Linked DNA regions of Homo sapiens: all the other regions are linked to region 2. The links are chromatin loops, found by intact Hi-C in ENCODE. Cell type or tissue: mammary epithelial cell. All regions are shown on one strand.

The links. Hi-C counts contacts between places; a loop is a spot of excess contacts. Peaks named below come from ENCODE experiments on the same cell type or tissue, not always from the same donor. Only the 100,000 strongest peaks of a DNase experiment are listed, where the experiment ranks them.
Region 1: it touches region 2 in a loop (6-fold over the local background); 28 of 110 quality-filtered maps call a loop at or near these places.
Region 3: it touches region 2 in a loop (6-fold over the local background); 19 of 110 quality-filtered maps call a loop at or near these places.
Region 4: it touches region 2 in a loop (9-fold over the local background); 12 of 110 quality-filtered maps call a loop at or near these places.
Region 5: a loop joins it to region 2, with 5 times the contacts of the local background. A loop is called at or near these places in 2 of 110 quality-filtered maps.
Region 6: a loop joins it to region 2, with 8 times the contacts of the local background. A loop is called at or near these places in 12 of 110 quality-filtered maps.
Region 7: a loop joins it to region 2, with 10 times the contacts of the local background. A loop is called at or near these places in 9 of 110 quality-filtered maps.

Annotation. Positions count from the first base shown.
Region 1 is chr1:32,618,452-32,622,451 of GRCh38, reverse strand. It overlaps ZBTB8OS (zinc finger and BTB domain containing 8 opposite strand), which reads left to right. Exons shown (of 7, transcript NM_178547.5): 7 at 504-1,632. The coding sequence ends at 590. Among named protein-coding and RNA genes, the nearest start is that of ZBTB8OS, 30 kb to the left of the region's middle. In mammary epithelial cell, a CTCF peak has its summit at 2,161 (motif pointing right); no DNase peak of the experiment used is centred here.
Region 2 is chr1:32,446,124-32,450,123 of GRCh38, reverse strand. No RefSeq gene overlaps it. Among named protein-coding and RNA genes, the nearest start is that of ZBTB8B, 17 kb to the left of the region's middle. In mammary epithelial cell, CTCF peaks have their summits at 792 (motif pointing left) and 1,633 (motif pointing left); a DNase peak (open chromatin) is centred at 1,593; H3K4me3 peaks cover 282 bases; H3K27ac peaks cover 223 bases.
Region 3 is chr1:32,498,458-32,502,457 of GRCh38, reverse strand. No RefSeq gene overlaps it. Among named protein-coding and RNA genes, the nearest start is that of ZBTB8B, 35 kb to the right of the region's middle. RefSeq lists silencers at 1,553-1,822, 1,913-2,042. In mammary epithelial cell, a CTCF peak has its summit at 1,627 (motif pointing right); a DNase peak (open chromatin) is centred at 1,587; H3K4me3 peaks cover 1,110 bases.
Region 4 is chr1:32,518,300-32,522,299 of GRCh38, reverse strand. No RefSeq gene overlaps it. Among named protein-coding and RNA genes, the nearest start is that of ZBTB8A, 19 kb to the left of the region's middle. RefSeq lists enhancers at 901-1,020, 1,071-1,120. In mammary epithelial cell, CTCF peaks have their summits at 913 (motif pointing left) and 1,697 (motif pointing left); a DNase peak (open chromatin) is centred at 1,669; H3K4me3 peaks cover 413 bases.
Region 5 is chr1:32,595,154-32,599,153 of GRCh38, reverse strand. It overlaps ZBTB8A (zinc finger and BTB domain containing 8A), which reads right to left. Exons shown (of 5, transcript NM_001040441.3): 4 at 3,931-4,000. Among named protein-coding and RNA genes, the nearest start is that of ZBTB8OS, 53 kb to the left of the region's middle. In mammary epithelial cell, no CTCF peak of the experiment used is centred here; no DNase peak of the experiment used is centred here.
Region 6 is chr1:32,771,228-32,775,227 of GRCh38, reverse strand. NHSL3 (NHS like 3) reads right to left here. Exons shown (of 7, transcript NM_020888.3): 6 at 2,787-4,000; 7 at 258-2,363. The coding sequence ends at 2,341. Among named protein-coding and RNA genes, the nearest start is that of NHSL3, 31 kb to the right of the region's middle. RefSeq lists a silencer at 1,926-2,220. In mammary epithelial cell, a CTCF peak has its summit at 2,051 (motif pointing right); a DNase peak (open chromatin) is centred at 2,097; H3K27ac peaks cover 168 bases.
Region 7 is chr1:32,870,779-32,874,778 of GRCh38, reverse strand. FNDC5 (fibronectin type III domain containing 5) reads left to right here and starts at 3,867. Exons shown (of 6, transcript NM_001441683.1): 1 at 3,867-4,000. The coding sequence starts at 3,889. RefSeq lists an enhancer at 1,243-2,099. In mammary epithelial cell, a CTCF peak has its summit at 1,966 (motif pointing right); no DNase peak of the experiment used is centred here; H3K4me3 peaks cover 427 bases; H3K27me3 peaks cover 607 bases.

The sequences.
Region 1 (4,000 bases), 170 kb before region 2:
GATAATGGCCTCCAGCTCCATCCACGTTGTTGCAAAGAACATGATCTCATTCTTTTTTATGGCTGTGTAGTATTCTATGGTGTATGTGTGTCACATTTTCTTTATCCAGTCTACCATTGATGGGCATGTGGATTGATTCTATGTCTTTGCTATTGTGAATAGTGCTGCAGTGAACATACCCATGGATGTGTCTTTATGTGATTTAACCCATTTTATAAATGAAAAACTGATGTCCAGACAGGCCAGACAATTTCTATACACCCAGGTGGAAACAAAGCCAGGATTAGAGTTCCATGTCCCAACTCCATTGTGCATGTGTTGCCTCTCATTTTTCTTGGATCCCTGTATATTCTCCTAATTTGATAACTAATTGTTTCATGTGAGTTTTTCATTTTCAAAATACTAAAATTTTTACTTTCTGCTGATTGTTGCTAGAGTTAATGATTATGATTTCAATATCCTATTTTCCTTTTTTTTTTTTTTTTCTCTAACCCCAACTTTAGGGAACAGAAGTCAAAGCAATAACATATTCAGCAATGCAGGTCTATAATGAAGAGAACCCGGAAGTTTTTGTGATCATTGACATTTAAGACACCAAAAAATAAAAGACTCCTACGAAGAACTGTTTTTGTTTTCCTCTTCCTTTTGAGAAGACACTATGAATTAAATTCTACAGCTTTTTTTTGATATATGGAAATTTGTAGAACAGAAATATTTTAGTTAAAGTGTGACTTTCAGAAAGGGAAAATCAGGGCACAGCCTTGGTCTGTGTTCCCCAAATATTCACACTTTAAAGAATTCTTCAACCCCCCAAGGGACAGTTATGGTCCTTTGATTCTCTGCTGTGGCAGTAGGTGTGCCTCATGCCCTTCCAGTGCAATGCAAGCCCTCCAGCCTCACCCCAGAGAGGATCACTGATGTCAGCAGCAGCCTGAGGCTGAATCCAGGTTGAAAGAAGAATAACTTGAAAAAATATATTTCCACACACAGAATTTTGTTTTTCTTCCAAGTTGGTTAAGACATATATTTTGTTTCTTTTTTTTTTTTTTTTTTGAGACGGAGTCTCGCTCTGTAGCCCAGGCTGAAGCGCAGTGGTGTGAGCTCGGCTTACTGCAAGCTCCACCTCCCGGGTTCACGCCATTCTCCTACCTCAGCCTCCCGAGTAGCTGGGACTATAGGCACCCGCCACCATGCCCGGCTAATTTTTGTATCTTTAGTAGAGACGGGGTTTCACTGTGTTAGCTAGGATGGTCTTGATCTCCTGACCTTGTGATCCGCCCACCTTGGCCTCCCAAGGTACTGCGATTACAGGCATGAGCTACCATGCCCGGCCACAAGACATAGATTTTCTATATGCACATCAAGGGAGGTGCTGGTTTAGGTTGCTATAGGACAGAGCTATCCTGTATTCCAGTTGGTTTTTGTAGAGAAACAATTAGACTTCTCTAGATAGAGCCCTGATTTTTCTCTCACGCTTTCAGTTTTTTAAAAGCACTAATGATATTTCCTGTTTTCTCATAAGAAAAAGTCAATACTATGCCTTACAAAGAGACCTTTCCTTCTAATATAGAATTTTATTTGAAAGTGAGTACATGTTTATAACTAGAGAATAAAAGGAGAATTTTTGAAAAATTTCTTTATTGTTGTTTTTGTTTAACTACTTAAGCTATTCGTCCTTTTTTTTGAGACAGGGTCTTGCTCTGTCCCCCAGGCTGGAATGCAGTGGTGCAATCATAGCTTACTGTGGCCTCGAACTCCTGGGCTCGAGCAGTCCTTCCAACTCAGCTTCCCAAATTGCTGGAACTACAGGAATGCACCACCATACCTGGCTAATTTTTAAATTTTTTTGTAGAGACAGGGTCTCACTATGTTGTCTTGAACTGGTCTTGAACTCCTGGGCTCAAGTGATCCACCTTGGCCCCCCAAAGTACTGGGATTACAGGTGTGAACCACTGCACCAGGCCTAGCTATTTGTCTTTAAGGAGACAGGAGGCCAGGAAAACAACCTTAAAATGATCTGAACTCTTAAAGTAGATGACTTTTTAAAAATGAAATTTAGTTTGATTTGCACCTTTTTTCTTGTTTCTATTGATTGAGGTATTCTCTTTTGGGATCAAGAGTTTGCAAAGTTGCTATTTATTCCCAAGAACATAAGAAAAAATTGCCACTGGGTGGTGCTAAATATCATCATAGTATGGCGAACTTGAACTAAAAGGAACGGATTAGCAATTATTTTTCTATGGGTATTTAACAGAAAACAGGGTTAATGAAAGCTGGGCACAGTGGCTCACACCTGTAATCCCAACACTTTGGGAGGCTGAGGCAGGCGGATCACCTGAGGTCAGGAGTTCAAGCCCAGCCTGGTCAACATAGTGAAACCCCATCTCTACTAAAAATACAAAATATTAGCCTGGCTTGGTGGCAGGCACCCATAATCCCAGCTACTCGAAAGCCTGAGGCAATGAGAATCGCTTGAACCCAGGAGGTGGAGGTTGCAAGTGAGCTGAGATTGTGCCCCTGAACTGCAGCCTAGGTGACAGAGTGAGACTCTGACTCAAAACAGAAAAAGAAAATAGGGTTAATGAAGAATAGGCCAAGAGCCTGTGGTTTGAAAAGCAGCTCTTCAAATGAATATATATTAGGAACACTGGGTAGTGCTTTTTAACCTCCTTTGTACTCAGGCACATTTTACAAATTTAAATTGTTACTCTCCAAGCCAAACACATCCCTCAGAATCCTTTTACCTTTTATTAGGGTTGATTGCCAGGCTGTGATGGGGCTCTTTTTTTTCACAGAACCTTTGCATATCGTGGGCTAATTGGGGCTTAATTGTGAAAATGAACAATGGAAGACCATGAAGGCAATGAAGGCCAAATCCAGAGCAAGAAGAGGGTGAGAGTTGGAATACAATAAAACCAAATAGAGCTGGGCACAGTGGCTCATGCCTGTAATCCTAGCACTTTGGGAGGCCAAGGTGGGTGGATCACTTGAGCCCATGAGTTTGGGACCAGCCTGGGCAACATGGTGAAACCCTGTTTCTACAAAAACTATAAAAATTAGCCAGGTGTGGTGGCATGCACCGGTAGTCCCAGCTACTTGGGAGGCTGAGGCAGGAGAATCTCTTGAACCCCGGAGGCAGAGGTTGCAGTGAGCCGAGATCACACCACTGCACTCCAGCCTGGGCGACAGGAGTAAAACCTTGTCTCAAACAAAACAAAAACTAAGTGAGGCACAGACTTGCCTAGGACAAAAAGCATGCGAGGCAACCATATTGTTACCGGTGAAAGGTTTTGACTATGAGTTGACAGGTTCTTGGCGTTTTGAACAAATAATTGGACAAAATGCACAAAGCAAAAAAATGAAGCAATGAAAGCACACATTTATTGAAACAAAAAGTACACTCCACAGAGTGTAAGCAGGCTCAAGCAAGGGGCTCAAGAGTGCTGGTTACAGGATTTTCTGGGGTTTAAATACCCTCTAGAGGTTTCCCATTGGTTACTTGCTTATACTGTATGTAAATTAAGGAGTGGCCCACGACCAGTCTGATTGGTTGTAGGAGGTGACCAATCAGAGGCTGAAGTAAAGTTCTGAATGAAGACTGTGGAGCCAAAGGGAGTACAGTCTGATCCTCTTGATTCAGTTCTAGGAAGTCAGCACAAATCTGCCTTAGGTTCCCCGCCTCCAGACCCTATTCTGCCTCAATATTGCTTACTACCAGCACTACATAATGGAGTTAAGTAAAAACAAGTGAGATGTAATTATGCAATACAAATTATAATTTATGATAAACTTATAATCTATTATATTTTAATGTAAATTTCAAATCTTAATATGTGTTTTTGGCTGGGCACAGTCGCTCATGCCTCTAATCCTAGCACTTTGGGAGGCTGAGGCGGGCAGATCATCTGAGGTTGGGAGTTCCAGACCAGCCTGACCAACATGGAGAAACCCCGTCTCTACTAAGAAATACAGAATTAGCCAGACGTGGTGACACATGCCT
Region 2 (4,000 bases):
CTCTAGAAAAAATTTAAAAATTAGCTGAGCGTGATGACACATCCCCATAGTCCCACCTACTCGGGAGGCTGAGGGGGGAGAATCACTTGAGCCCAGGAATTGGAGGCTGCAGTGAGCTATGATTGCACCATTCCACTCCAGCCTGGGTGACAGAGCAAGATCCTGTCTCAAAAACAAACAAACAAACAAAAAGACTCTTAAACTCAACAACATGTTAGATATGAGTTCTAAATTTATTTTCGAAGAATCAATATGTCCGTATGTTCAATTCTTTGCCTTCTACTTTTAAACTTAACTTCCTCATAAAGGAAAGTTTTTCGATTACCTGCTCCACCCTGACTCATTCCAATTACCTGCTCTACCCTGACTCATTCCGATTACCTGCTACCTGCTCCGCCCTGACTCATTTGCCACCCTGCATAACCATTTTTCCTGCCAAACCACTCACCCAGTAATTCTCTTTAAATTAGCCAGTCGGAATTAGTTTAGCCTGTGCTGTCTAACCCTAGCCAATAGGGGAACGACACAGCAGCAGGGGCCACATGCTTCAGGGATAAAAACCCTTTCCCCTCCCTTGTCCAAGTGTGCACTCACCATTGCTCCATCTGTAAGGGTGCACCCTTCTATAGAAGTACCTTGCCTTGCTGAGAATTAAAAAGAAAATTTTATATTTGAGTGCTGTATCTTTTGCGGCACCAAAACTTTATTTACAAGAATTTGGGGGCTCATCCGGGATTACATTCCCCTCCAGGGATGGTCTCTGGTTCTCTCTCCTGAGGAGGCATGCCCCGCCCCCTAGTGGTGGCCTCAGGGGTGAGAAATCAAGACCCACCCAGTGCAAGGAATAAGCCGAGCTCTCAGCAACATGGAAAAACAAAATGGCCAGCAACCTAGCGTAAAGGAGCCTCACATACTGCAGCGATGACTCTGTAGGGTCCAGCCTGGGAGGGCCTTTGGGTTTTCTCTTCGTGTGCAGAGACAAGAGATCATAGAAATAAAGACACAAGACAAAAGAGAGAGAAAGACAGCTGGGCCTGGGGGCCACTACCACCAAGACGCAGAGACTGGTAGTGGCCTTGAATGCCTGGCCGCACTGCTATTTATTGTATACAAGGCAAGGGGGCAGGGTTAGGAGTGTGAGTCATCTCCAAAGATAGGTAAGGTCATGCAAGTCACATGTCCACTGGACAGGGGGCCCTTCCCTATTTGGTAGCTGAGGCGGAGAGAGAGAGGGGACAGCTTACGTCATCATTTCTTCTATGCATTTCTCAGAAAGATCAAAGACTTTAATACTTTCACTAATTCTGCTACTGCTATCTAGAAGGCGAGTCAGGTGTACAGAGTGGAACATGAAAGTGGACCAGGAGAGTGACCGCTGAAGCACAGCATCACAGGGAGACGTTTAGGCCTCCAGATGGCTGCAGGCGGGCTTAACTGATGTCAGGCTTTCCACAAGAAGTGGTGGAGAAGAGTGTTCTCTAACTCCCCCAGAGAAAGGGAGACTCCCTTTCCCAGTCTGCTAAGTAACGGGTGCCTTCCCAGGCTTTGGTGCTACCGCTAGACCAAGGTCTGCTAAGTAACGGGTGCCTTCTCAGGCACTGGCGTTACCACTAGACCAAGGAGCCCTCTAGTGGCCCTGTCCAGGCATGACAGAGGGCTCACACTCCTGCCTTCCGGTCACTTCTCACGGTGTCCCTTCAGCTCCTAACTCTGTATGGCCTGGTTTTCCTAAATTATAATTGTAGAACAGAAGTTATTAATAAAAGAGTAATGCTACAAACTAATGATTAATAATATTCATATATAATCATGTCTATATTCTATTTCTAATATAACTATTCTTATTCTAATTATTTATTTTATTATACTGAAACAGTTCGTGCCTTCGGTCTCTTGCCTTGGCACCTGGGTGACTTGTCGCCCACACAGACCAAGGAAGGAGAAGCCGCAGGAGCCAGTAAAGTATTTCCTTGGTGGTCGGGACTAAGGAAAAAGCCGCGGGGCGGTAAAGCATTCCTTGGTTAGGACATACCAAGGAGAGAGAAAGTGCAGGGGCGGTAAAGCATTCCTTAGTCAGGACTAGGGAAAGAAAGCCGTGGGGGGCGGTGAAGTATTCCTTAGTCGGATGTCTCGGAGGTTAAAAAGAGGTTAGAAATCCCCATGAGTGGGGATTGAACCCCAGAAAGAGGTGAGAAATCCCCATGGGGGGGTTGAACCTCAAAAAAGAGGTGAGAAATGCCTATGGCGGGGGGGTGGGGTTGAACCTCACACAACCCCCCCCTTTTCTTTCTTCTCGGGGGAAGAAAAAGTAGCTCCACTCCCACTGGTGCCTCCCCTAGGGGAAGGGGAAGGAGGGGGGAGAACAGCAGCATAAGTGGCTGGCAGAGGCAGGGAAAGACCAGCAGAGAGGAAAGAGAGAAAAAGAGAGGGGCAGAGAGAGGGAGAGATAAAGAGACAAAGAGGGAGTCAAAGAGAGAGAAAGAGAGAAAAAAAGAGATAAAAGTAGTAAAGAGAAAACAGTGTACCCTATTCCTTTAAAAGCCAGGCTAAGTTTAAAACCTATAATTGATAATCAAAGGTCTTCTCCATGACCCTATAACACTCCAATATAACCTTGTTTTCAGTGATAACAAAGGTGTAGCGGGAAAGCACTAAGGCCACTGACAACCTTTAGCCTTCCTATCAAAAATCCTTGGCTGGGCTTTGGTGGCTCAAGCCTGTAATCCCAGCACTTTGGGAGGCTGAGGCGGGCGGATCACCAGGTCAAGAGATCATTAGATCCTGGCTAACACGGTGAAACCCCATATCTACTAAAATTATCTGGGCATGGTGGCGGGCGCCTGTAGTCCCAGCTGCTTGGGAGGCTGAGGCAGGAGAATCGCTTGAACCCGGGAGGCAGAAGTTGCAGTGAGCCAAGATCGTGCCACTGCACCACAGCCTGGCAACAGAGCGAGACTCCGTCTCAAAAAATATATACAAAAAATTAGCTGGGCATGGTGACGGGCGCCTGTAGTCCCAGCTACTTGGGAGGCTGAGGCAGGAGAATGGCATGAACCCGGGAGGCGGAGTTTGCAGTGAGCCGAGATCACGCCACTGTACTCCAGCCTGGGCAACAGAGCAAGACTCTGTCTCAAAAACTAATAATAAATAAATAAAAATAAAAATCCTTAACCCAGTGCATTCAGTCTGTAGAGGCAACTGCTTTGCTAGCAGAAGAAAGTACAAAAATAACTTTTAGAGGAAATCTCATTGTGAGCACACCTCACCAGTTCAGAACTAACCTAAGTCAAAAAAAAAAAAAATAGCAAAAAGGTAGCTTACTAACTCAAAAATCTTAAAGTATGGGGCTATTCTGTTAGAAAAAGATGATTTAACATTAACCACTGATAATTCCCTTAACCCAGCAGGTTTCCTAACCGGGTATCTAAATCTTAATTAATTACCATACAAAGGCCCTACCAGACCTAGGAGGAACTCCCGTCAGGACAGGATGATAGATGGTTCCTCCCAGGTGATTGAGGGAAAAAAACCACAATGGGTATTCAGTAATTGATAGGGAAACTCTTGTAGAAGCAGAGTTGGGAAAATTGCCTAATAGTTGGTCTGCTCAAACCTGGGAGCTGTTTGCACTCAGCCAAGCCTTAAAGCACTTACAGAACCAAGGAAGGAACCGTCTATACCAATTCTAAGTTAATTTAGACTAAATAAGTTCTTATTAATAGCAAAGGATAATTGAAATCCCAAACTTACAAGGTTTTCAACAAAAGTAAAATTTGCTAAAAGTTAACAGTGTAACATTTATTATCCTAACTTCTAATATTGTGGCCTTAGGCAGTCTAGTCCACAGACATGAAGGAAGTTTGCTTTGGAGAAAATTAAAAAAAAAAAAAAAAAAGGAGGGGAAGAATTTATATAAAAAGAATGTTATATGGTAAATTCTTATCCTAAAGTAAATTAATTGGTTGTTTAAAAAAAAGGAATGTTTGCAACAAGTCAGAAG
Region 3 (4,000 bases), 52 kb before region 2:
GTTTCAATTTTACTGAAATATTTTACTGTAAGGATGGGAATAAACTGTTTTTGAAAGAATAAATGTGGTAGTGTTCACCTTCACAGTAGAATAGACCAAACATCATGGAGAGGAAGAAAAGAAGAGTGAATTCTATGGTGTTGGATTGGAATTGGAGTTTCACTCTCTCTCAGAAAATGTCCAGTGTGAAGGCCTGAAAGCAGCACCACTTCAAACACAATGAAAACACCCAGTATCTGGATCTTGGTTTGTAAATAACTGCTCTCCAGTAAACAGAACCAGGAGTCCCTGGAGAAGTATCTGATTCCAGGGCTGGGGCAGGGAGAAAGTACAAGATGAGCCTGGAACATCTTGTGCCGGAAGGAAGGAAGTATTCAAAGAACAATAGGGACATGCCAAATGAACACACAAGCTGGCTTGAACAGGCTTTCACTGGCCAAACCTGGGACAATTTGAACATTAAAATAAATGACAGCGGCCGGGCGCCGCGGCTCACACCTGTAATTCCAGCACTTTGAGAGGCCAAGGAGGATGGATAACCTGAGGTCGGGAGTTCGAGACAAGCCTGGCCAACATGGTGAAACTCCGTCTCTATTAGAAATACAAAAATTAGCTGGGCATGGTGACGCACGTCTGTAACCCCAGCTACTCAGGAGGCTGAGGCAGGAGAACCCCTTGAACCCAGGAGGTGGAGGTTGGAGTGAGCTGAGATCGTGCCACTGCACTCCAGCCTGGGCAACAGAGTGAGACTCCATCTCAAAAAATAAAAATAAAATAAAATAAATGACAGCAACAGATTATAACCTAACAGCCAGGCCCAGTGGTGCGCCTACAATGCCAAGTTATGCCAGAGGCTAAGGCAGCAGCCCAGGACTTCGAGACCAGCCTGGGCAATATAGTAGAACTCCCCATCAGCTAAAAAAGAAAAAAAAAAAGGAAACCATGTGTCCATATGTATGAAAAAAAAAATAAATGGGCCGGGTACGGTGGCTCACACCAGTAATCCCAGCCCTTTGGGAGGCCAAAGCCGGCGGCACACGCCTGTAGTCCCAGCTACTCGGGGGACAGAAGTGGGAGGACTGGTTGAATCCGGGAGGTTGAGGCTGCAGTGAACGGTGATCGCACCACTACACTCCAGCCTAGGTGCCAGAGCGAGACTTTGTCCCAAAAATAAAAATAAGGTTTAAAAGGTTTGATGAGAAATGGTGATTCATGAAAATTCAAAGTACCACCCTACAAAATACTGTTATTATAACTGCCAAGTGAGTGTGACCTTACAGCGGAGAAGCCTACAGACAGCATCTTAAAGATAAAAGTGAGCATCATCAGTGATGAGACAAATTGACAAGCTGAAATTGTGTGCCACTAGACGTGCTGCGTTGAGAAGACCGCAGCAGCCCTTCTGTGACAGTCCTGTCTAGGATAAAGAACCTGAATCCAGTCGAGATGAGACAGACAAAGCCCAATTGAGGGAAGTTCTGCAAATTCGCTGGCTCGCGCCCCGCCCCCGGCGGCTGCTGTCTCTGCGCGGCGCAGACCAAGCCTCCCCGGAGTCCGCCGCGCCGGACGGCTCCAGACACGCCCGACGCCGTCCCCGCCGCCTTCCCGCCGCCGCCGCCGCCGCCGCCAGGAGGCTCCGCGCGCCTTCCCGGCTTTCCCCGGGCCGGGCCGGGCGGCGACAGCGGCGCGGCCATTGTTCCGCAGCCCCTTCCGGGCGCGCAGGAGAGGCCGGCCGGCCGGGCGCGGGGAGGGACGGCCGGGAGCCGGTGCCCGCCAACGCCCACCGCCGCCGCCCGCGCCTCCTCCTTGGCCGTTCCCAACCCCTCGGAGACAGCGCTGCAGCTGCTGCGCCCCAGGCTGCAAATGGCGCCCGCTCGGCTTGGCGCCTCCGGCCTCGCTCTCGGCCGGGAGACGGCTGAGGGCCGCACGCCCGTGGCCCGCATCCCAACGCCGCCGCCGCCGCCGCCCGCTACCAGGCTGGTTGCAGGTCCGGGGCAGCCCCGACGCCCTCCCGCCCTCTCGCCCTCTCGCCCTCTGCCCGCGCTGCGCGCAGCGGCAATCATTCCCCCTCCACCCCTCCTGCCAAGGGGACCTACGGGCGTCCCAAGAACAATAATTAGATTATTTTAAAATTGTAAAATACATAACAATATCATTTAAAAATGCAACTTAGGGACATTAAAGATATTCATGGCGTGCAACCATCAGTACTATCTAGTTCCAAAACTTTCTCATCGCCCCAAAGGCACCGGCACCATGAGCACTCAAGTCATTCCCCATTCCCTCCTTCCCTCAGCCTCCACCAACCGCCACTGGACTTTTTGTCTCCACGGATTTGCCTATTCAGGATCTTTTTCTCTCCCTTCCTCCCTTCCGTTCCTTCCTTCCTTTTTTTTTTTTTTTTTTTTTTTTGACGGAGTCTCTCTCTGTTGCCCAGGTTGGAGTGCAATGGCGCAATCTCGGCTCACTGCAAGCTCCGCCTCCCGGGTTCACGCCATTCTCCTGCCTCAGCCTCCCGAGTAGCTGGGATTACAGGCGCCTGCCACCAGGCCCGGCTAATTTTTTGTATTTTTAGTAGAGATGGGGTTTCACTATTGCTGTCCAGGCTGGTCTCGAACTCCTGACCTTGTGATCCGCCCGCTTCGGCCTCCCAAAGTGTTGGGATTACAGGCGTGAGCCACCGCGCCCGGCCAGGATATTTCGTATAAATGGAATCAAACAATATGTGGTCCTTTGTGACTGGCTTCTCTCACCTGAAGCAATGTTTCAAAGGTTCCTCCATGTTGTAGCAGGCATCAGAACTTCCTTTTAATGGATGAATAATATTCCACCTGTGTGTGTGCGCGCATGTGTGTGTGTGACATTTTTGTTCATTAGTTGATGAACATTTGGGTATTTCCACCTTTAGGCTATTGTGAACAGAGCTGCTATGAACCTTTGTGTACAAGTTTCAGTTTGAACACCTGTTTTCAAATAACTAAATACACTTTACTCTCCTTCTAATGGAAAACTCTACAGCCACCTGCAGTTTTTTCCCCCATTAATTCTGGGAGCTCCTGGAAGTATATCATGTGCATTCCTCTCAAATTTCCTGCCAGCCATGATTTTATTTATTTAGGAGACATGTAGGTCAACTTTCCTGCCCCTCTCCAGGGCCCCTTCTCAGGGGACCTGTCCCCATGACCACCACTCATCCTTAGTCAGAGCCTCATGCTTCCTGACCCAAGGGGTGCCATGTGATCTGAGGGAACCGATCTTTTGCTGGGCAGAAACTGAGGTGTTTTCCTTTGGAAGATTTGGACTGAAGGACAGGACAGTGGTTAGGTCAGGGCTGGGCAGCACTTTTGAGCTGAGGAATGGGCAGGAGAAAGGTGGTCTTCTGAGAGTAGCCGGGGACCCCACACAGGCACAAAGAGAAGTGTACAGGAAACATGGGCAAGGCACATGACTGACCAGGAGCAGCCTCAGCCCTGCTTTCCAATTCCAGGTGATCTGCTGATTTCCTCTCCCAGAATGATCGTAAAGTCACTCACTTTAATTAGAAACAAATCCTCTTAAAACTATTCTCGGTCGGGCGTGGTGGCTTATGCCTGTAATCCCAGCAGTTTGTATGGCCAAAGCAGGTGGATCGCTTGCGGCCAGGAGTTCGAAACCATCCTGGCCAACTTGGCAAAACCCTGTCTCTACTAAAAATACAAAAATCAGCCGGGCATGGTGGCAGGCGCCTGTAATCCCAGCTATGCAGGAGGCTGAGGCAGGAGAATCACTTGAACCCAGGAGGCAGAGGTTGCAGTGAGCCAAGATCATGCCACTGCACTCCAGCCTGGGTGACAGAGCGAGATCCTGTCTCAAAAAAATAAAATAAAAAATAAAAACTATTCTCAAAACTTTTTTATTTTTATTTCTTTTTTGTGAGACTGAGTCTCGCTCTGTTGTCCAGGCTGGAGTACAATGGCACAATCCCGGCTCACTGCAACCTCTGCCTCCTGGGTTCAAGTGA
Region 4 (4,000 bases), 72 kb before region 2:
TGTATTTTTAGTAGAGACAGGGTTTCACATGTTGGCCAGGCTGGTCTCGAATTCCTGACCTCAGGTGATCTGCCCACCTCTACCTCCCAAAGTGCTGGGATTACAGGCATGAGCCACCACACCCAGCCAAGAGAGATTTCTTATAAGGAATTGGCTCATGGGATTATGGAGGCTCACAAATCCAAATCTGCAGTGTGGGCAGGCTGGAGACATAGGAGAGCTGACAGTGCAGTTCCAGTCCACAGAGTCTGCTGGAGAATCCCCTCAGGAAGGTTGCTCTTTGTGTTCTATTTGGGACTTGAGCTGATTGGATGAATCCCACCCATGTTATGGAAGGCAATCTGCTTTACCCAAAGCTCACAGATTTAAATGTTAATCTCATCAAAACACCCTCCAAGTTGACACACAAAATTGACTAGCACAGGTAATTATCTACTAAAATGGAAACAGGGCTCCAAAGAAAACAGGAATACAGCCAGGCATGGTGGCTCATGCCTGTAATCCCAGCACTTTGGGAGGCCGATGTGGGAGGATCACTTGAGCCCAGGAGTTTGAGACCAGCCTGGCCAACAAATTAGCCAGGCATGGTGGTGCATGCCTATCATCCCAGCTACTCAGGAGGCTGAGGCAGGAGGATCACCTGAGCCTGGGAGGTTGAGGCTGCCATGAGCCATGATTGCACTACTGCACTCCAGCCTGGGGGACAGAGTGAGACCCTCTCTTAAATACATAAATAAACAAACAGGAATAGCAAATGTAGCAAATGGCAAAGACAACAGGACCAGCTATTACCTTTAAGGTTGAAGGAGAGTACTCAAGGAAAGAAGAAACTTGCAAGAGGACTTCCTTTCCCATGCCCCACCAAAGACTGGGATTTAGACCTCTTCAGAGAGGATATGTCTGCCGCCTGCTGGATGGTGAAGTTCATTGAGGTGCCACAGGTGTGGGCTGGAAGATCTGTGGCCACCCACCAGGGTGCCAGCAAACTCACTGCAGGGTGGGCACCATTCCCCATGGAGCTGTACTGTAGGATGAAGAAGAAAGTTGCACTGAAGCCGGGCACGGTGGCTCAAGCCTGTAATCCTCGCACTTTGGGAGGCTGAGGCGGGTGGATTGCCTGAGGTCAGGAGTTCGAGACCAGCCTGGCCAACGTGGTGAAACCCCGCCTGTACTAAAAATACAAAAATTAGCCAGGCATGGTGGCGGGCTGAGACAGAAGAATTGCTTGAACCCCGGAGGCAGAGGTTGCAGTGAGCTGAGACCACGCTATTGCACTCCAGCCTAGGCAACGAGAGTGAAACTCTGTCTCAAAAACAAAAAAACAAAAAAAAACTTGGCCTGGCGCAGTGGCTCACGCCTGTAATCCCAGCACTGTGGGAGGCCGAGGTGGGCGGATCACATGTCAGGAAATCGAGACCATCCTGGCTAACACGGTGAAACCCCGTCTCTACTAAAAAATACAAAAAATTAGCCTGGCGTGTTGGCGTGAGAGCTGTAGTCCCAGCTACTTGGGAGGTTGAGGCAGGAGAATGGCGTGAACCCGGGAGGCGGAGCTTGCAGTGAGCCGAGATCGCGCCACTGCGCTCGAGCCTGGGCGACAGAGCGAGACTCCGTCTTTAAAAAAAAAAAAAAAAAAAAATTACACTGAAATCACTAAGCCCCTGCCTCTGCTATTGCAGTGTCCCTCTGGCGCCCTCTATTGACAGGGCCTAACATTGCTCTAGCTGGGAAAGAAGAAATGTTTATAGAGTCCAGCTGGTTGCACAAAGCAGGGCAAAAAAAGCTTAAGTTTGAAGTTAAGTGATGATAAATTGATAATTTGCATACATTTGAGGAATAAATGAATGTCTTCATCACCAAAACTGTAACTAACTAGGAGGATCATCGGTTATCTGAGATATTCAAGTGAGAAAAATATTTAAATTTAATAAAGAAAGATGTGGGACTCTTCATTGGAAGAAAAGGGGAAAATAGGCGGTTGGACAAACCGCTGGTGACCAGGGAGATAAAAGACTAATAGAAAGCAAAGAGGAGGGGCCTGGTGCGATGGCTTGCGCTTGTAATCTCAGCCCTTTGGGAGGCCAAGGCAGGAGATCGCTTGAGCTCAGGAGTTTGAAACCAGCCTGACCAACATGGCAAAACCCTATCTCTACAAAAAATACAAAAAATTAACCAGGCGTGGTGGTACGCACCTGTGGTCCCAGCTACTCGGGAGTACTACTTGAGCCTGGGAGACAGAGGTTGCAGTGAGCCAAGATCATGGCATTGCACTCCAGCCTGGGCGACAGAGTGAGACCCTCTCAAAAAAAAAAAAAAAAAAGCAAAGAGGAAACAAGAAGCTGGAACAGATACCTGTGAATTTGTACCAGCTCTTTAACAAATGTAATGATCTTACCCTCATCTTACTCATCTCAGAATTAGAAACTTATACTTTATATGTTTATTATTCCAGTGACTATAGTTCCCATACCACACTTCAAAACACATCATCTAACAATAACTGCAGTCATGCACCACATTTTGGTCAACAATAGACTGCATATACAACAGTGGTCTCTTAAGAATATAATGGAGCCGAAAGCTTCCTATTGCTTAGTGATGTTGTAGCTGCGGTAGCATCCTAGCACTGCGGTGACACTGGTGTAAACAAATCTGTGCTAACAGTCATACAAAATTCTAGAACACATAATTATGTACAGTGCAGAATACTTGATAATAAATGACTATGGGCTGGGCACAGTGGCTCACCCCTGTAATCCCAACACTTTGGGAGGCTGAGGTGGAAGGATCACGAGGTCAGGAGTTCAAGACCATCCTGGCCAACATGGTGAAACCCCATCTCTACAAAAAATACAAAATTAGCTGGGCATGGTGGCGCGCGCCTATAATCCCAGCTACTCGGGAGGCTGAGGCAGGAGAATCACTTTAACCTGGGAGACAGAAGCTGCAGTGAGCTGAGATCATGCCACTGCACTCTAGCCTGGGCAACAGAGCGAGACTCCATCTCAAAAAAAAAAAAAGTTACTGGTTTGTGTGTTTAAATACTATACTTTTCATCATTATTTTGGAATGTACTCCTTCTAGTTATATTTTTAAAAGTTTTCTGTAAAACAGCCTCAGGCAGGTCCTTCAGGCGGTATTCCAGAAGAAGATACCATGATCATAGGAGATGACAGCTCCACGCGTGTTATTGCCCCTGAAGACCTTCCAGTGGGACAAGATATATAGATAGAAAACAGTGATATTGGTAATCCTGACCTTGTGTAGGCCTAGTCTAGTCTAGTGTGTGTGTGTGTTGGTGTGTGTGTGTCTTAATTTTTCACAAAAAAAGTTTAAAAAGTAAAATTAGCCGGGTGAGGTGGCTCACGCCTGTAATCCCAGCGACTTTGAGAGGATGAGGTGGGCAAACTGCTTCAGCTCAGGAGTTCAAGACCAGCCTGGGCAACATGGCAAAACCCTGTCTCTACAAAAAGCCCAAAAATTAGCCAGTCATGGTGTTTCAAAAAAATTTTTTAAATAGGAAAATGCTTATAGAATAAGGATATAAAGAAAGAAAATATTTTTGTACCGCTGTAGAATGTGTGTTTTAAGCTAAGTGTTATTACAAAAGAGTCAAGTGGGTTTTTTTGGTTTTTGTTTTTTATTTTGAGACAAGGTCTCCCTCTGTCACTCAGGCTGGAATGCAGTAGCTTGATCATGGCTCACTGCAGCCTCAAACTCCCAGGCCTAAGTGATCCTCCCCACTCAGCCTCCAGAGTAGCTGGGACTATGGGCGCTACCATGCCCAGCTTATTTTTTATTTTTTGTAGAGATGGGATCTCACTAAGTTGTTTAGGCTGGTCTTAACTTCCAGGCTCATGCAATTCTCCGGCCTCAGCCTCCCAAAGTGTTGGAATTACGGGCTTGAGTCACCACACCTGGCCTAAGAAGTTTTTTGTTTTTTGTTTTTTTTTTGAGACGGAGTCTCACTCTGTCGCCCAGGCTGGAGTGCAGTGGCGCG
Region 5 (4,000 bases), 150 kb before region 2:
TTACTAGAGAAAGAAAAATATTGCATAAATTTAAATTTATTAATATTTTAGATAGAAGGAGAACTTGCCATTTTTATTAATAAAAGATCTGGTGGAAAGAGGACCACAGGGATTGGAAGGGTTGGGGTTCTAGTTATTTACTATCTTCTTGGAGCAAGTAATTTAAAACATTATATAAACCTGCTTTAGGGTGACAGTTAAAATATTTAACTGGTAAGATATGGGCACCACCCAGACTGATGAGAAGCCTGACTAATTCTACTGGACATTCATCATAAACAACTACGATGGTGCTGCTTCTATATATCAGCCTAGTATTATCTTTGCTTGCTTCCTTTGGCTAATGGAAATATCACTCACAGGGTTAATGTGAGGACCAAATGAGTTAACATGTGTGAAATGCTTTGGTAAACAGTTGTAGTGAGGAATAATTACGTATTATAATTAGTAATAAACAATTTTGTTCAATAGCTGTCAGAACAGTAGATTATGGGTTCTAATCTAAAAATTATAAAAATTAATTGTATAATGTTGAATCAATGTTTATGGAATATTCATTTAAATAAAGTCAGGACAGTGCAGAAGTAGGGCACCAAACACAGTAAAAAACTCCAAGAAGCTGGGCACTGTGGCTCACACCTGTAATCCCAGCACTTTGGAAGGCTGAGGTGAGTGGATCACTTGAGGTCAGCAGTTTGAGATCAGCCTGGCCAATATGGTAAAACTCCATCTTTACTAAAAAAAAATACAAAACTTAGCTGGGCATGGTGGCACACGCCTGTAATCCCAGCTACACGGGAGGCTGAGGCAGGAGAATCACTTGAGCCCGGGAGGCGGAGGTTGCAGTGAGCTGAGATTGTGCCACTGCACTCCAGCTTAGATGACACAGTGAGACTTCATCTCAAAAAAAAAAAAAAAAAAAAAAAAAAATCCAAGAAAGCTAATACAGTCTGGTAAAATATGTAGGAAAATGTATGGAATTACCACTAGTACAGTTATTATCCTGTGTGTAACTGTTGACATATTAATCAGTAAACATTAAAAGTACATGATTTGAATGAATTCTGATTTCTCCTGAGATAGTAATATTATGCGTATTAGGCTGGGCGTAGTAGCTCACATCTGTAATCCCAGCACTTTGGGAAGTGGAGGTGGGTGGATCACTTGAGGCCAGGAGTTCAAGACCAGCCTGGCCAACATGGTGAAACCCCATCTCTACTAAAAATACAAAAAAAAAAAAAAAAATTAGCCGGATATGTGCTTGTAATCCCAGCTACTCGGGAGGCCAAGGCAGGAGAATCACTTGAACCCAGCAGGTGGAGGTTGTGGTAAGCTGAGATCGTGCCACTGCACTCCAGCCTGGATGACAGAACGAGACTCTGTCTCAAAAAACAAACAAACAAACAAACAAAACTATGGGTATCAAATGTGGTATTGTTTTTGTTACAAGCTCTGATACAGATTCATGTCCATCCCTCCAAAATATGTATCTTCTAACTCTATCCACTGAAATAGTGTAAAAGAAATGACACCTCCGTAACAATGACTGCCCAGACTTTGGGCTCTAATTTCACTTTCCACTAAAGGAAATGGATTGAGAAATGGCTGATTCCAGCTCTGTGGTAGGGAAAGTACAAAGTGAGTCTAGGCCTCTTTTGGAGCCAGAGAACAAGGACACTTTCAAAATTTAATGGAGTTGTGACAAAAGGAGACAAGAGCCAGCATCAAGGTAGAGACTGTTCACTGGATAAAACTAAAAATTTGAGTGTCAAAAGGAATAATAATTGTGGATCCAAACATAATAAACCAATACAATTCCTCAAATTCCTGAGACCATATGATATCTAAAAATATAAGACCAGCAGACGTGGTGGCTCACGCCTGTAATCCCAGTACTTTGGGAGGCCGAGGTGGATGGATCACTTGAGGTCAGGAATTCAAGACCAGCCTGGCCAACATGGTGAAACCCCATCTCTACTAAAAATACAAAAACTAGGTGGGCACCTGTAGTCCCAGCTACTCGGGAGGCTGAGACAGGAGAATTGTTTGAACCTGGGAGGCAGAGGTTGCAGTGGGGCAAGATCACGCCATTACACTCCAGCCTGGGCAACAGAGCGAGACTCTGTCTCAAAAAAAAAAAGAAAAAAGAAAGCAGGTGTAGTGGAGACCTCCTTTGGTTGGACAGCCGCAACTAGACTGAAATCCTACCAGACAAGGATTCAGTAATCACTGGTAGATGCTGAGTATCTACAGTGGTGATTCTGACCTAGACACTTAAAGCATTTATACAGTTTATATTATCTTTGGCTCTGAACAGACCAGTATATAAAAACATATTAGACTAAGTGAATTAAAATGGAAATATAAAACTATTTACCATCAAAAGAATATACCCCACTTCAAGGTCTTGAAGGAGATTAAAAATCAATATACATAATTATGCTTTACGTGCAAAGTAAAAACACTAAGTTGGAAGAATTTTAAATATGGTAGAGTTGTGTGAAAACATTTCCCTCAGCAAATGAGATGATCCTAAAGCCCATAAATGTATTTTTTTTGTTTGTTTTTTGTTTTAGACAGTGTCTCACTCTGTCATTCAGGCTGGAGTGCAGTGGCGCGATCTCAGCTCACTGTAACCTCCACTTCCTGGGTTTGGGCAATTCTCGTGCCTCAGCCTCCTGAGTAGCTGGGATTATAGGTGTGCGCTACCATGCCAGCTAATTTTTGTATTTTTGGTGGATGGGGTTTCACCATGTTAGCCAGGCTGGTCTTTTTTTTTTTTTTGAGATGGAGTCTCGCTCAGTCGCCCAGGCTGGAGTGCAGTGATGCAATCTCGGCTCACTGCAAGCTCCGCCTCCCAGGTTCACACCATTCTCCTGCCTCAGCCTCCTGAGTAGCTGGGATTGCAGGCGCCCGCCACCACGCCTGGCTAATTTTTTTGTATTTTTAGTAGAGACGGGGTTTCACCATGTTAGCCAGGATGGTCTCGATCTCCTGACCTCATGATCCGCCTGCCTCGGCCTCCCAAAGTGCTGGGATTACAGGCGTGAGCCACCGCGCCCAGCCAACCAGGCTGGTCTTGAACTGAACTGGCCTCAAGCAATCTGCCCGCCTTGGCCTCCCGAAGTGCTGGGATTACGTGTGTGAGCCACTGTGCCTGGCCAACTGTACATATTTCTTAAGAAGTAAAATGATGGGCCAGGTACTGTGGCTCACGCCTGTAACCCCAGCATTTTGGGAGGCTGAGGCAGGTGGATCACTTGACCCCAGGAGTTCAAGACCAGCCTGGGCAACATGATGAAACCCCATCTCTACAAAAAATATAAAAATACAAAAATTAGCCTGGCATGTTGGTGCAGGCCTGTAGTCCCAGCTACTCAGGAGGCTGAGGCGGGAGGATAATTTGAGCCTGAGAAGTCGCGGCTGCAGTGAGCTGAGATGGCACCACTGCACTCCAGCTTGGGCGATAGAGAGAGACCCTGTCTCAAAAAAAAAAACAAAAGCTGCAGTGAGCTGAGATGGCACCACTGCACTCCAGCTTGGGCGATAGAGAGAGACCCTGTCTCAAAAAAAAAAAACAAAACAAGGCCGGGCGTGGTGGCTCATGCCTGTAATCCCAGCACTTTTGGGAGGCTGAGGCAGGTGAATCACCTGAGGTTGGGTGTTTGAGACCAGCCAGGCCAATGTGGTGAAACCCCATCTCTACTAAAAATACAAAAATTAGCCAGGCGTGGTGGCACACACCTGTATCCCAACTACTTGGGAGGCTGAGGCAGGAGAATTGCTTGAACCCGGGAGGCAGAGGTTGCAGCGAGCTGAGATTACACCATTGTACTCCAGCCTGGCAACAAGAGTGAAACTCCATCTCAAAAAAACAAAAACAAAAACCAAAAAAGAATTAGTAAAACGATGAAAAAAAATCATACATACTGTTCGAAAATGGCTACTTAGATGGTCTAGCCTGCTAAATCTTTTTCCACAAGCTTGACATGGATAGGGC
Region 6 (4,000 bases), 330 kb before region 2:
GAGCTGGACCATCTCAGGAGAGAACACAAGTGTGAGGCAGCTGCTGGCCCCTCACCTAGTCTGGGGTTCCTTTACCCTGTAATGGGGGGTGGGGGGTAGAAGATGGACAAGACACCTTAACAGTCCCTTTGGCAGTACTAGGCAGAAGAGGCCCATACTTGGGTCCAATGTGTGCAGCAGGCAAAACATTTTCCCTTCTAAATGTGGGCCCAGACCACTGCCCTGTCCCCCCCACATTAAGAAGCAGTAGCCACAGCCAAGTTTCAATCATTTAATTAACATCTTTAAATGAAACACAGTTTTCTTCATGTGTCTCACTCAGGCTTCAGGGCAGAGGGAATGGATTTTTAGACATATCAAAGACTCAAAAATTTAAAGAAATATATATATGTATATATATACTTCTAACATTTTATGGAAATTAAAAATCAGAGGCTTTTGGTCTCTCCATTTACTCTAGGTCAAGCTCATTTACCCCAGAGGACAAAGAAGGGCTGCCTCTTCTAGACCCTCCCTTCTCCTTTGTCCTCTGTCCCACCCAGCAGGGAAACAAGCTCAGAAGATCCTAACAGGATAGAGTTCCAGTAATGTTGGAGGAGGGAGAGGGAAAGAGAAGTCAGGTTCTCTCCCACCTCCAGCCATTCCCAGGTTGCTGCCAGGGCCTGGTTTCATGCAGCTTTGACCCAGTCCTGGATCCTAGGGGGTGGGGTAGATCAGGAGCTCTGAGCAGAACAGTGCTCACTGATTATCCTCTTTCCCCAACTCAGTGGGCAGGTGCAGCGTACACCCAGCAGCACTCTCCACTGCCCACAGGCAAGGGAAGAATATTGATTGATTAGCTACAAGGAGAAGACAGTAGTGACTAGTGGAAAACACCCTGGAGAGGGCCAGAGGAACCTGGCTCTCACCACATCCCCTCTGTTCCCAGCCTTGGTGAGGGGGCGGGGAGGTCATGTCAACCTCTCTCCTTGGTGGTGAAGCTAAAAGCAAGGTTCCTTGCCAGACTCAAGCCCAAGTCACTGTTAAGGAAAGAGGATCAAGAAAGAAGCGGTGGCCCTGGGGGGCAGCCACGCTGCTGTGGACCCACAGGGGCCAATGGGGAAGCCAGCTTGCCTAGACAGGTGGCACAGGCTGAAAATAGAAAGGTTAACATTCCCGGAGAGTACAGTAAGAGAGGCTGATACCTAGGGGACCACCACCCAGCCTGCCCTAGAAGCACTGGGTGCCCCTCATTGACTAGAGAAGACTTGAGTAAAATGCACCTGTGGCTTCCCATCCTTGTCACTCAGCGTTAGCTGCCCCCAGTGGAACCACCTGTGCTGAAAGGCAGCTGCAGAAAGGACATGCACCGAAATGAGGAGAGAGAAAGGTCAGAGAATGAAGTGTGGAGGGCCAGGCCTGGGCCCACTGCTCAAGGAAGCTCCCCCCCTCCAGATGCTCCCTTCCATCCACCTCCTCAGTGCTTGCTCAGCCCAAAGGCTCCTGCCTCTGAAGTGCTGGGGGCCCACCCACCCCAGTGTGGTCAAGGAGGCAAGGGGCAGGTGCTTGACACTGCCAAGTGCCCCGAGATGACTCTACTGCTCACCCATTTCTTTGGGCCCTGGCAGTCTCCTACTTGTCCCCAGCATGGAGCACCTGGCAGAACTGGAAGGCAGGAGGGTGGTTGGTGAGTTGAGGCACAGGAAGGCCAATCCCCTCTGCACCTTTTGTGCTTTGGAATTCCACAGCCCCACACCTGCCCCCAGCCTAGAGAAGCCTGTGGGAACACAATGACTTGGCCACCTTCAGGAACCAAGAGGAGTAAACTGGACTGGGCAGGAGGGCACAGACTGGTCCCAAGCTATGGGCTGACTGCCGGGGATGGATTCTGCTGCCATGTAAACAGGCCCTTGGAATGCAACTTCCTGGGCCCTGGAGGATGGCCATGCAGCCACTTTTCAAAAGTGCTTTGATTCTGGACTATAGTATGTGCATGGTTTGGACATGAAAAAAAATGAAACTCAGGTGAGGTGTCCTGCTCCCAACTCTGCAGCCTCAGGGCCAGCAGGGGGCGCAGCCACCCTCTCCCGCCAGCTACCCACTTCAAGATGAGGCTAAGGCCAAGACTGAAGCGGCAACTGCCAGAGGTGAACCCATTCGGGAAAAGGCATGAGCGCAGGATGACTCTGAGGACAGGAGCAACACCAGGCTTGCATAAGTATCGAAGGCCGTGGAGGTTAAGGCTGCAGGCGCCCTCTCTATTAGGTTGTGTCTGCTGTATCCTCTCGTCCTTGGAGCTGCTCGGGTCCCTGAGATTGTGTTTCTGGGATGGGTCAGCAGTGCCAGTGAGGTGCCTGGTGGTCAGGCCAGCTCTTTCTGTGAGTCTGGGGGAGAAAAATAAGAGACACTTAGCAAGGGGCCTCCTGGCTTGGTTCTGGCACTAGGAGCCCAACAAAGCATACCCTCACCCAACCTTCTTACCGCTTTGATTTACTGACAGTGCCCGCAGCACTGGGCTGGACACCCTACACATGTTCAGACACTATAATGTAGGTGTCACTGCCCCACACTTTACAATGTAGCTAGGAAGGGTAGGGAAAGAGGCAAAGTTGGAATTCAAACACAGTAGGCCTGACACTCACACACCATTCTCCTCTGGGCCCCAGCAAGGGTGACAGCTTGCCCTTCCCAGGCATTCTCAGACCAGAAAAGTTAAAGATCCAAGAACAAATCCCCCATGGCGGGACTTCAGATTCCTACTTCCCATCATCAGCAATGGGACCTCACCCTAGCACTGCCCACTGTACCTGAGCCCGGGAGGCCCATCTTCTCCTCTGGGCCCACCAGCTGCAGGACACCTCCATTCTCCGCCAGCTCCCTCTTAGTCCTGTCCTGGGTGTGAGGGAGCCCATTGGTGGGAGGAGCAGTAAGGGGCTCAGCTCGAGGGTAACTGGGGGAGGCGGGTGGGGGGACTCCCACAGACGGCTTGCGGGCCACAGGTGGGGGAGCCTTAGGTGACTTCTTTGGGGCCTGGGGTGGCCGCTGCTCTGAGATGCTCCGGAGTTCTGCCACCAGATTCCGCTGGAGGTCAGCCTGGGTCTCAGGGGACACGGGCCGCTCCAGCTGCAGCTTCCTAGAGCCCTTGGAGAAGATGAAACTGGCCGTTGAGGCAGGGGACTGGGGAGGCCGTGGCTCTGCCTCAGGCGGTCCGTTGGGCTGAGCACTTGAGAGGCCTTCACTGGCGGCCAGGCTGCAGGCCTTGAGTCGGACCGCAGCATGGAGCCCTGAGGAGGGGGCAGGCACTGGGCTGGCCCGCCCTGACAGGGCCCTTCGCAGTGGTTTCTGGGGGGCCGATGGCCCCAGTGCTGGGGTGGGAGCCCCTCCTGGAGCACCCACGGAGCGCAGCCGCACCATCTGCAGGAGCGAGGGCGTGACCAGGGGCGCACCTACGTCCTCCCTGGGAGGCCCACCACCCTTGCTACAGCCCACCGGTTCCTTCTGAGGGAGCTTGGCCACATGCCCTGGGGCGGAACTAGCAGGAGCTGGGGCTGGCGGAGCTGGAGGAGGGTCTGGGCTACCCGGGGGCTGAATCTGCAAAGCAGTAGCTGAGGAGGACGAAGCAGCCGGGGAGCTGACAAGCTCTGGGGAGCCTGAAGGGCCTGCAGGCTCAGGGCTGGCCACAGAGAAAAAAGCCTCCTCTGGTGGGGGGAAGTCAGCCATGGACAGGTCCTGCTCCTCAGGGGCAGGGGGTGGGGGAGGGGGCCAGTTGGGATCTTGGAGGGGCTCCTCAGCAGTCTCTGAGGCAGATGGTGCCTCCACAACCACCTCTGGCTTCTTAGTGGGTGGTGGGGGTGGATGATAAGATGGGGGTGGGGAAGGTGGGGGTGACTGGTCTTTGGAGATGACAGGAGACTCCTGCAGTGGAGTCAAGGTTGTCTGGGGAGTGGGAGGGGACTGAGGACTGGCGTCAGTGGTAGAAACAGGCCCAGGAACCACAGCAGGGGCGGCTAGAGCAGGGGCA
Region 7 (4,000 bases), 420 kb before region 2:
GGGATTTTGAGGATTAGAGAGGCTAGATCAGTGTCTCCCAGCTGTATGACCCATGGCAAGCCCCTTCTTCTCTTCAAGCCTCAGTTTCCTCATCTGTAAAATGGGTATAATTCCAACTCCTCTGAGGATTCAAAGAGTCTTCCCTTATGTACATAATGTGTCAGCACGGGAAAAGTGTTGGGTGAGTAGGGGGTCCCTTGTCTTGGCCCTGGGATTAGCAACTGCCTCTGTGAGCAATAAGTCCCCTTGAGCCCTTCAGGGAAGGAGATTGATGTGATGTCCTCTGGTGAGCCCTGAGCCCTGGATCCTTGTCCTCAGAGGTCCTTAGAGGTGAGGGGATACGGTAGGCAGACTGGATCAAGCCCTCAACTTGCAGCCGCATAATTTAATTTGAGACATGTCTCTATAGTTCACTGGCTGTGTGACACAGGGCAAGTCCCCTTACCTCTCTGATCCTCAGCTTCCTGATATGGAATGGAAGTTAATGACACATACCAGCCTAAGACTCAAAATAACATGGATAAAGTCCGGGCGCGGTGGCTCACGCCTGTAATCCCAGCACTTTAGGAGGCTGAGGTGGGTGGATCACCTGAGATCAGGAGTTCGAGACCAGCCTGGCCAACATGATGAAACCCCGTCTCTACTAAAAATAAAAAAATTAGCCAGGCATGGTGGTGGGCACCTGTAGTCCCAGCTACTCAGGAGGCTGAGGCAGGACAATCACTTGAACCTGGGGAGCAGAGATTGCAGCAAGCCAAGATCACGCCACTGCACTCCAGCCTGGGCAAAAGAATGAAACTCCGTCTCAAAATAAAATAAAACAATAACATGGATAAAGTAGGTGCTCAATTATTATATCCCCAAAGCAACTCCTGACCTCCTGATTCTTCCTGTGATTTGCAGGGCGGGTGAGGGGTGTCTAGTGACCATCCTTGACTGGGGCCATGACCATCCTAGGCTATAAAAAGGAAACTTCCTATTCTAAATGGGTACCCGGGGCTGGCTTGGGCACCTGCAGCCTGAGTTAGGTGCTGAGACTCTGGACACGCAGGAGGGTCCAAATGCTGGTGACCCCATTAGGTGTCAATGTGTAAGTGACCGGCCAGCCCTCAAGGGGGTCTCTGTGGAGTCCTCCAAATGAAGCCCAGTGAGTGCAGCTTGGGAGGACAGAGGCGCACCCTTAGTCCCTACCCAGGTCCTCATGGTTTCACTCATTCTTTCACTGCTGTGTTTCCAGAATATTACACAGGGCCTGGTCCATAATAGGTGCTCAATAAACATATGATGGAAGAATGATTTTTTTTCCATACAGTCAACAATCATTTAATGAGCCCCAACTGCATCGTAAGCCTTGCGCTAAGGGATGGGGTACATAAAGTGGCTGGGTTTTTTTGAGATGGAGTCTTTCTCTGTCACCCAGGCTGGAATGCAGTGGTGTGCTCAGCTCACTGAAACCTCTGCATCCCAGGTTCAAATGATTCTCATGCCTCAGCCTCCAGAGTAGCTGGGATTACAGGCACACACCACCATGCCCGGCTAATTTTGTATTTTTAGTAGAGACGGGGTTTCACCATGTTGGCCAGGCTGGTCTCGAACTCCTGACCTCAGGTGATCCACCCACCTCGGACTCCCACAGTGCTGGGATTACAGGCGTGAGCCAGCGCCCTGGCCTGCAGTGGCTGCTTCTGACAGCTCCCTCCCAAGTTCACCCAGGGCTCCACTAAATCCTCCCAGCCAGCTCTCACTGGCTGCCAGATTCCAGGCACCAGGGCTTTCCCCAGAATTAAGGCCCAAGCACCCCATGCATCATGAGGACTGAGAAGGCTGTACCCCCACAGTCACAACTCTCCAAATCCTCCAAGCCCCCTCCTTCAGCCGCCTTCTCTCTCAAGCCCTCAGGCACTGCCATCTCCTCCCTCCCAATGCCCTACATCTATCTAGGTTTTACCCAAAGAGGCCAGCAGATGGCGCCAAGGTTCCCCTTTCCCCAGCGCTGGACTGGAGGCCAAGACCCCACCAGGACCCTCCCTCCTTTTCTCCCCTGCAGGGACGGGAGTAGATTCTGTGTCCTCTAACTGAACCCTCTCCTTCCTGCTGGTTCCTGTGCTGGAGGCCTGAAGAGGCTCCAGTTGCTCCTGCGGGCCTCCTGGTTGTCTTCCTGTCTGATGGATGGGGGGTGGGGGGTCCCTAGGGGCTAAGCTGCAGCTGGTGGGGCGGGGCCGGGTGGGGTGGGGCAGGCAGCAGCTGCGGGGAGAAAGAGAGAGAAGATAATAAGGGGAGAGAAAGAGAAAGAGAGCAAAGAGAAAAGAGAGAGAGAGGTGCTCTGGCTCCGGGGCTCTTCTCCCAAACGGGTCGAGGTCCCAGCTGAGGCTCTCCCAGGACAAGGTATGTGGCGGGGGAAATGATAGGGCTGGGCAGTGTCACCCTGCCGAGTGGGGCAGGTCTGGGGGCACTGAGGGGATGGGCAGGAAAATTCTGCTGCTCAACAAGAGCCCCTAAGCTCGCTTCCATCTCACCCCTTCCAAGGTGACCAAGGAGGAACACAGGGCCAGCGAAGGAGTCCTGGGTGGGCATAAGGAGAGGAGGGTTGTCTATCGCTCCTCTTGACCCACTGTGTGAATCTGCACCAAGCTCTTCCCATCGGTAGACCTCACTTCCTTAATGTAAAACCAGGGGGATGGAGAGGAAGACCCTGAAGACGTTTCTGTGGCAGAACTTTGCAAGACGTCTCCTTTCCAAAGAAAATTAGCCCTTCCAGGGCTTCTGGAAAACCTTTAAGACCCAAAGGAATGCCCCGCTAGTAGTGGAATTTCGGATAGTCGTGGGAGGGGGCTCAGGGGTTCTTGCTGAGACAAAAGGCCCTGAGCCCTGGTCCATGCCTCTCTCCTCCACCTTGTTTCTCTGGCTGAGATGAGGGAAGGGGGCTGGAGCCACTCCCCTTCTCAGAGATGCTCTTAGAGATTGCTGCAGACTGTTTTCTGGCTGGGGAGGAGCTGGCCCCGGCCAATTCTAGAGTCTCACGAATCTCCGGATGGGTGAAGTCACTCTGGGTGGGGAGACAGTTCAGTTAAGCACAGCTTTGGGAGTCAGATCAGCCTGTGTTCAAATCCTGGCTCTGCTGCGGGTCCCTGGACAAGTCAAGTAGCCTGTCCAAGCTGCAGGCTCCTCCTGTGCAAAGTGTGCAGAGTATGACTTTACAGGGTTGCCCTGAGAATTAAGCCACATAATGCAAAGAAAGCTCAGCATAGTATCTGGCCCCTGGTAGACGCTCATTACTGCCCTCACTATGGGGATGAAAATGAAGGAAAAGGACTGGCCTGGGGTCACAGAGCTGGACTCTCCAGTGAGACAGAGCAGCCTCTTCCCAACCCCACTGGAAACACGGAGCCCTAGTGTCCACTTAGCACTCTCTGCTCACCCCAGCCTTACTGTGATCTCTCCCCTCTGCTCCCGTCTGCCCCAGCCGCAAGGCCTCGGGTCTACCGTGGAATGAGGGGATCCCTAGGCCCAGGGAAGGGAGGCGCGCTTAGGGGTGGGGGCACAAACGGGCATCTCGGTGGCACTTGTCCTCTCTCTACCCTGGGAAAGGGCAGAAAGCGGCAGCCAAGTCAGGGCTGTGCACGGGAGAGAGAGTGACCGCGGCGGGGGCGCGGAGAACCCCGCTGGGCTCCCGCTCGGTGAGAGGGCGGGAGCCGTGGGTCCGCGAAGCCCCTTCCTCCCCGGCAGAGGACCTAATAGGCAGCGGGGGCGGGAGTGGGGGCGCCCTCCGGTCCTCACCCCGCCCCCGCACCTCTCCCCGCAGCGGGGGCGCCCCGCCCCCCGGGCGCCCGACGTGGACGCGGCCGCCGCCACCGCCGCCGCGCGGGAGTCGCTGTCCGCGGAGCCGACATGCAGGCGGCTCGGGGCGGCGCAGGGCGGCCGGAGCGGCCGGGCCGGCCGGGCCGGGGGCCGGAGCGCGAGCGCGAGCGGCCGCCGGGCGCCGGAGCCGCGTCCCCCTGCG